Regions from separate parts of the Mus musculus genome. Here regions 1 and 2 are each linked to region 3. Evidence: chromatin loops called from intact Hi-C (ENCODE). Cell type or tissue: left cerebral cortex. All regions are shown on one strand.

The links. Peaks named below come from ENCODE experiments on the same cell type or tissue, not always from the same donor. Only the 100,000 strongest peaks of a DNase experiment are listed, where the experiment ranks them.
Region 1: it touches region 3 in a loop (6-fold over the local background); 6 of 42 quality-filtered maps call a loop at or near these places.
Region 2: it touches region 3 in a loop (2.2-fold over the local background); 2 of 42 quality-filtered maps call a loop at or near these places.

The regions. Positions count from the first base shown.
Region 1 is chr2:65,929,160-65,931,659 of GRCm38, forward strand. The region is part of intron 3 of Csrnp3 (cysteine-serine-rich nuclear protein 3); the gene reads left to right. Among named protein-coding and RNA genes, the nearest start is that of Gm52514, 1.9 kb to the left of the region's middle. In left cerebral cortex, no CTCF peak of the experiment used is centred here; DNase peaks (open chromatin) are centred at 305, 1,000 and 2,247; H3K4me3 peaks cover 1,746 bases; H3K27ac peaks cover 2,500 bases.
Region 2 is chr2:65,898,448-65,900,947 of GRCm38, forward strand. The region is part of intron 3 of Csrnp3 (cysteine-serine-rich nuclear protein 3); the gene reads left to right. Among named protein-coding and RNA genes, the nearest start is that of Gm52514, 29 kb to the right of the region's middle. In left cerebral cortex, a CTCF peak has its summit at 1,217; no DNase peak of the experiment used is centred here.
Region 3 is chr2:65,844,261-65,846,760 of GRCm38, forward strand. It overlaps Csrnp3 (cysteine-serine-rich nuclear protein 3), which reads left to right and starts at 1,507. Exons shown (of 7, transcript NM_153409.5): 1 at 1,507-1,624. In left cerebral cortex, no CTCF peak of the experiment used is centred here; DNase peaks (open chromatin) are centred at 1,504, 2,017 and 2,277; H3K4me3 peaks cover 1,455 bases; H3K27ac peaks cover 1,876 bases.

The DNA of each region.
Region 1 (2,500 bases), 85 kb after region 3:
TGGAATTTTAAATCAAATTCCATCAGCCATGTAGGTTTTGTATGTCTGTCTGTCTGTCTGTTTGTTTGTCTGAAGATCTGTAATTGATTTTCAAGTTTTGAGACTTTAGTTATGGAAAGCTGGTGTGGATGTACTCAGACATACATAGTATATGTGTATTGAAACAGTATCAAAGCTGCCAAAGGTTCCCATAAATGTCGAGAAATCATCTCTGGAAGGACTTGTTAGCATTAAAATCAGATGAGGTAAACCATATGCCCCACTGAGGTAAGCTGTCTAAAATAAGTTACTGCGGTTTTAAGAATTAGTAAGAGCCATCTGTTCTTTAACTTGGGATCTTTGTTGTTCATTGTAGTCAGCTGTTCTAGGAATGTGTTGCCTTTTGAGGAGATAAATTAATCACCTACCTCATTTATGTACTTCAGTAAAGAGAGTCTAAGCCTCTCATCCTCCGAATCAAAAACAATTGGTCTCTATTTGTATTCACATGTTGTATCTTTTAGTGATGGGAATTTTACTGGAAGAAATTTTGAGGGAATCAGCCTCTGGCCTTTTAGTGGGGGTTGGGGGAACCAAGAAAAGAAATAGTTGCAATTGAAAGGTTAAAAATGTGTGGTCAATTGGTTCATTAGATTGGATGGTATTTATAAATAGTACTTTCAGAAACACAAGGTAGGAAATGGCTTGAGCAAGTTTTTTGTTGTTGGTGGTAGTGGTTTTTTATATATATATATATAAACTCTTATTTAAAATAAAATCTAGTTCTCCCCTTTTAAATGGCTGTCGAATCATTTTCAATAATAAAATCTAGTATGGGGATTTCCCTAATCGCGCTTCATTAATGTCTTAGGGCAAGTCCCTTATCTGCTGTTTTCTTCCTTCTCGTAGAGTCAGCTGATAAAAATATCCATAGACACAGTGAAGTCAGAAGCAAGGCTGGCTTGCTCAGACAGAGCTCCATGTGATCACATATAGGCAGCCTGGCTGAGGCTGATGCCGTGCAGCAAGCAGTAGGTAATGAGTCTTTGTGCGAGGGAAGCTCTTGTCTCGGAACAATAAAGCATATGGTACCAGCAATAAAACACGGGGCCGGGAAATGTAAGAAGATTCCACTGAACCAGGAAGAACGATGCCTTCCGTGATGCTGACACATACTGTAAAATGATAATCAATTTATTTTGGATTCTAATGAATAAAGACTGCCAGGACTCGACTACAGCTGTTTGAACAGGTCGGTGATTTTTTTATAAATCCCCCCCAACACTTCCTGGTATTTGATTGCATTTAAATTAGGTTGGGCTGATGGGTGTTTTTGCCTTAAACAAAAACTTTGAAAGGTATTTCAAATGGAAATAGGAAAGGTGCACTTGAAGTGACCCAGCAAGATTCAATTTTTGATGGAGTCAAATAAACAGAAATGCTGATATTATTATTTTAAACTGAAAAGTTGTTTATCTATTTAAAAATGTATAGGTCGGAAAATTTTAATTTAGTAATAGCTAATATTTGGTGTATGCGGAAATACATAAAGCCAAGTGACTAATAAATTGCAGGTATAAAAAAAGCTTCACTTTTTTGTATGAAAAAATTCTATATTACCTTAGTTTGTATTTCTTATAGAAGATACTTGATTCAGACTTTACCGATATTTTTCACTATCCTGTAAGGGTATTTAGGTAAAATGTCTAATATTTTTCAATAAAAAAATTTAAATGAAAAATGTCAATAATGTTACTTAAAGGTATTTTGTACTTTATTAAGATGCTAGTAATTATTTGCCTTCTATTTTCCATATTATGATTCTTCCCAGAAATGGAAAACATTTATAAAACCTTTTATATTATAGATGTTAGTTATTAACATATGAAGAAAAAGAAATTAGCTTAATTTTAAGAAAATGACTGGGTCAACCCTATGATGATCAGAATTCCTACTGGTTCAATATTTCAGAAAAGGAAAATATGTCTTTGTGGATATTTATAAAATATATACATACGTAATATTTACCTGCAAATAAGTAGCTCTTGAGTTTATGAGTAATACAGAAGTTTGTATTGCAAATAGATTGCTGAGATAGGAAATCAAAGCCAAGATAACAAATAATAAATAGCTCACCGCTCAAATTCATTGGGAAAGAAAGACAGGCATTTCTATGAGGTGACTCTTCGAATTTAAATACGCAGTCTAACTTTGCTCTACGTTTTCACTGCTCTACCCTTTAAAGGCATCCTGGGACGTAAAATCTTTACAATTAATTTTTGGGTACCATTTTAGATGATGATCTCTAAGGCACTTGGGCACATTTAACATTTTTCAAGACTACTGAAATGACTGCATCTAATGTGTAGAGTGCCTAATGTAAATGGATGTCTGTAAGTTGTTGTTTAAACCACCACAACAAAAACATCCCATATGTCTGATTACGCATACGATACATATTCCACTTTAAAAAAAAAAAAAGAGCTATGTCTCCAAAACAAGAGAAGTTAATGACAATTTT
Region 2 (2,500 bases), 54 kb after region 3:
ACTTCACTGGAAGAAGTGGGTCATAGGGTCAAGCTTTAAGGCTTTATAGCTTGGCCACACTTCATATTCATTGTCTGCTTCCTGGGTACAGATGCAAAGTAACCAGGTAGCCTCCCCCACCCCTGCCCCCATGCCATGCTACCTGCTGTCCATCTTACCCACTGTGGTGGATGTTCTTGTCTGTAACTGTGATGGTTTTCTGTCAGCTGCTTTTGTGAGGGTATTTGATCCCAGCCACAAGAAAGTAAGACGAGCAGTCCTGAGAATTTTCAAAGACTGGTTTTCAGATCTTCTGTTCTCCTCCCAAGCTCTTGATGCTTTATTCTAGTGTCCATCTCTTGCTAGAGACAATTATACACCTAATGCCGCATATCCCTGATGGAACTTGTCTGTATACCTGCCTGACTTGGCCGAAGAGAGAGTTCTTAGAACTAGGCCTTTGAGCATGAGATGAAGCTTTCCATAAAACAAAAAGGAAAAAACAAATGTCTGCCCACAGATTGGTAAAACATAATATTCTAGTACTCTGGAGTCTTGTAAAACTTATCAATTTTTGTGCATTCTGTCAGGATTAGTGAAGGATTTCTCTCTCTCTCTCTCTCTCTCTCTCTCTCTCTCTCTCTCTCTCTCTCTCTCTCTCTGTGTGTGTGTGTGTGTGTGTGTGTGTGTGTGTGTGTGTATTTAAACATAATACTACAACAAAGGCTTCATGAAATCACAGTGTAACAATAAATGTAATATTAGGTGGTTTTTTATTTGCCATATATTGTAAAAATTCTCCTTATATCAGCAAAATACTCAATGACCTCATGCTTGTAATGGCTGCATAGTATTCCACTACATTGATATATCTAATATGAGCAATGTTAAAGAGGAAGGTTATTTGTATTTTCCAAGTATATGTAGTGATACTTGTAATGTAATCCAGGGCTGGTGAGAGGACTCCGTGTGCAAAGGTACTTGCTACTGAGTCTGTCACGCCATGTCCTCACCCTGGGACCCAGAGGATAGAAGGAGAGAAGCAACCCTACAAGTTATCCTCTATCTCCACACATGTGCTCTGGCAAATGCACACCCAAAACCATGCACACATATGCACACTATGCGAATGAATGAATGAATGAATGAATGAAGCAAACATTTTAAAATACAATAGCCTTTTAATGCATGTGTGATTGTTCTCACTGTAAGGAAAGAAACTACCTCATCAGTAGGCGGCAGCAGAGTCACAAGATTATCTGTTGGAATAAACACAACTGTACAGAGATAGCCAGTCTCCAAGACTTCTGACAGTAAGTCTGTATTAAATAACAAACAATAAGCTGGGACTATATTTTTGTTTTGAATTTACTAAGAATCTGGGGTTACCTAGCCAGAGCTCCTGACCCCTTGAAACAAATCAGACAACCAATTGTCTCTCATGAACTGTTGAGGAATGTCACGTGTCTCTGTCATTTTCTGAGTGGGCTGAGGGTGACAGTTATCTGGTTTCCTGGACGGCTGAACCATCAATTGACTCACATTTAATTTGAAGCTTTGGGATTTTCCTCTTGTTTGCCAGACCAGGTTGTAGCATCTATCTTCCGTAAACACTTAACGGATGTGAGCCCTACATCTTGGACTGCAAGCTGCACTTGCCTGATAGGGCTTCTGTAATCACATTTGTTATTTTCCTTTTAATCAATGGAATTTCTATCGAATTGTTTCACACTTAAATCAGTAGAATATAATGCTTATTTAAAGGGTATACAAATTAAAGTACATTTATTTAATAAAGGTAGGCATAAGGCTTAGTCTACTGGTTTACCTAAGATTTTTGTCAGCATTTAATTGAAGTTTAACCAGAATGTGAAACTGGACATGTGATTATTGCTATATAACTAGAATCATTCAGCTGTAGTTTAAGAGGTTATACCGGGATATATATATGATTGAATATATATGATATATATATGATTGAATTATTTTCTCCCTAATCGGGATTGTGCTAACAGTCTCTTGATGAAGGTGAAATACACCAAAACACCAGGGCTGAACTTACTTTGCATCTCTAATAAATTTGGTGTTTTTAAGTCACTCAACCAATATATATTTGCTGAACTCCTGCTATATGCAAGACAGTGTTCTAGGACTTTGAACATATTAATAAATGAAAGAATTGAAAAATCTGCCTTCTGAGTGGCTTAACTTTCTAGTGAATGAAGATAATTAGTAATTAATAGATATATATTATATATGCACACATATATTTTGTAAAAGTGTATTATATAAAATATAAATATTCTGTGTCTAGCAAATATATAGAATATAAATTTTCTTATATAAAAATATAAGAAAAAAACTGGAACTGGGTAATTGGGAACCAAAGTACAAAATATTGGTGATGGTGGTCCAGCTATAGTTCACAAAGAGGTTGGAGAATTTGCCAGTAGAGGAATTGTCTAGGGGAATCATCGGTGTTCTTGAAAGAGAGGTCAGACAGAAGGAAGTCCCCATGTTC
Region 3 (2,500 bases):
GGAAAAGTCGTTGGGAATGTAGCTCAGTGCTCAAGAGATTGTAGCTCCTCTACAGGGTTAGAGTTCATTTCCCATCAACCACCTCAGGCAGCTCACAACGTATACGTCCAACTCTAGATTCCTCCTAGAGCCTACACACACACACACACACACACACACACACACACACACACACCACAAATAAAAAGAAAACAACCATCAATTCATGTCTTCTCAAGGAAGCTTTCTTAGAATATCTCATCAAATGACTGCAATCAGCAGCGAGTTTTACATTTTATATTAAGTGTGTGTGTGTGTGTGTGTGTGTGTGTGTGTGTATGTGTGTTCCCATGCCATGGCACTGGTGTAGATATCTGAGTTCAGTTTTCAAGAAGTCATTGTCTCTTTCTAATACATGGAGCCCGGGGATTAAACTCAGGTTGTCAGGTTTGGGAGCAAGAGCCTTTGCCCACTGAATTCTCTCCCTGATTCAATTAGTAGCGTTTTTAAATACAAAGAATACTGGTTTGCTTTATTAGGGTCTGTTGTTGTTCATTCGTTTAATTAGCTTTCTTGGCTACTTGTGATATCACTGGCCTTTAATCCCAGCACTTAGGAGGCAGAGGCAGGCAGGTCTCTTTTATGTTTGAGGCCAGCCTAGGTAGTTCACTTAGTGAGTTCCAGGCTAGCCACAGCAGCTTAGTGAGACCTCTCTTAAAGCAATTCCTCCCCCCCTCCCCAAAGCTGCATATGAATTTGCTTTGCTGCCTTAAATAAATCTAATCTGATGTTTTCCTCAATTGTTCTTTGATTCATGCTATGCCTTTCAGTTCAGAAGTGAAATGATTTTGCCCAGGGTTATTAGAGCAAAATTAGAGTCCAATTAGCCATTTTGGGGCTTTGCAACCAAGTGGCCGATGCCTCTTTAATCTTTAACAAGCTCCAGTATTCACAAATTAATGCCGCTATCTAAGGAATCGGAAGTTGTACAAACCACACAACTCCAAATTATTTGAATATTCTTCTACTCTGTTTGAAAAATGTGTATTCTGCTGATCTGGCCCCAGAACTATGAATAGAAACACTGCCAAGCAGAGGTTGTCATGTCACCAGTAAGAGATGTCATGCTTGATTCATTTCCCTTGGATCCTTTGAAAAGGCAATATTGATGGTCAGTCTCTTTCTCTGCCTATAACTCAAAACGTGCAATGAGGACGTGTATATGTTTTTTCTACTAAAGGGAAAAAATCAGTAGGGTGAGGGGAAACAGGCGATTTACCTAGGCTTTCCTCGGTGCTTGCTTTGACTTATGGTGGGCAAGGCATAGATTAACCCTGATTTCCTACATCCAAAACAAGACTTTTGACTCCAGCTGGCTGTTGTTTGAAATATTTTTCTTCTCTGTTCTGTCTCTCCATTTTTCATTTTTTTTCCCCACTGCCTTCCTCCCTCTGCTGCAGGGATTTGTCCTCTAAAAGCTCGAGGTGGGAGGGAGCAAGGACTGAGAGCAGGCAGGCGGCAAGAGCTGGAGGACGCCAGGATCTGGCTTTTGTTATTGGTTGGCTGCGGCCTGATGGATGAAGGGCGGAGTGAGCTCTTCTCAGTGTGTTCTGCTGGAGCCCAAGTACAGAGACCATATTTACAGGTAAGAGAAAAAAAAAGACGAAAAGAAATTTATTTTTCTTTTCTTTCTCTCTTTTCTTCTTTCTTCCTTCCTTTCTTTCTTTTTCCCTTCCTTCCTTCTTTCTTTCTTTCTTTTTTTTTTTTAAAGGGAAATGCTCGGTTCTAGTAGAAGCATCTTAGGGAATGTGGGAATCCTAAAGGCGCTTCCCGAAAAACCTGTCCCTCGAGTGACTACGGGAAGCCTAGATGAGCAGCTCTTGGGTTTGCAAAAACCCTTTTCCGATTTAAATACAAAAGGCACAAAACCCTGAGGAACTTGTCTTTTCCGGATTAGCCATCTAAGCAAACGCACAACGGACGGATAAAATCCTGTGTCTTTGTGTGTTTTTATCAGGCTGTGTTCATGGAAACCAAAGGAGGCATGAGCAAAGCTTGATAGATTCCACAGGTCCTGAGAAAATGGAGCCTTCTCAGAACATACTGGATTCAGTATGGGGGTCTTTATATTTAGGACCCAGCAAGGAGCTTATGATTTTTTTGTTTGTTTGTTTATAGTTTCTTTTAGCCTAGACTTTGAATGAACGATCTATGTGCATGCAAACCCTCTTCGTTCTGTGCATCTGGTGCCGAGTAGCTGCAGCATTTGTCAGCAAATGTGAAGCTTCCATGTGGTGATGAAGTAAAGATCTATCGGTAGCTGTCAACATGCACGGGACGGTTTTCCTTTAAAAGCACGGAAGCCTAATTGAGAAAGACGAGACTTTGCTGTGAAAAGTAGGGTCTGACCGACACGTTTCATTTATGCATCAGATACGTCAAGTTAAGAAATTCCACTACACACTGCTGGCAAAAGCCTCACAGCAGTTATGTGTTAGTACGCCTAAAGTTTTGACTTTAC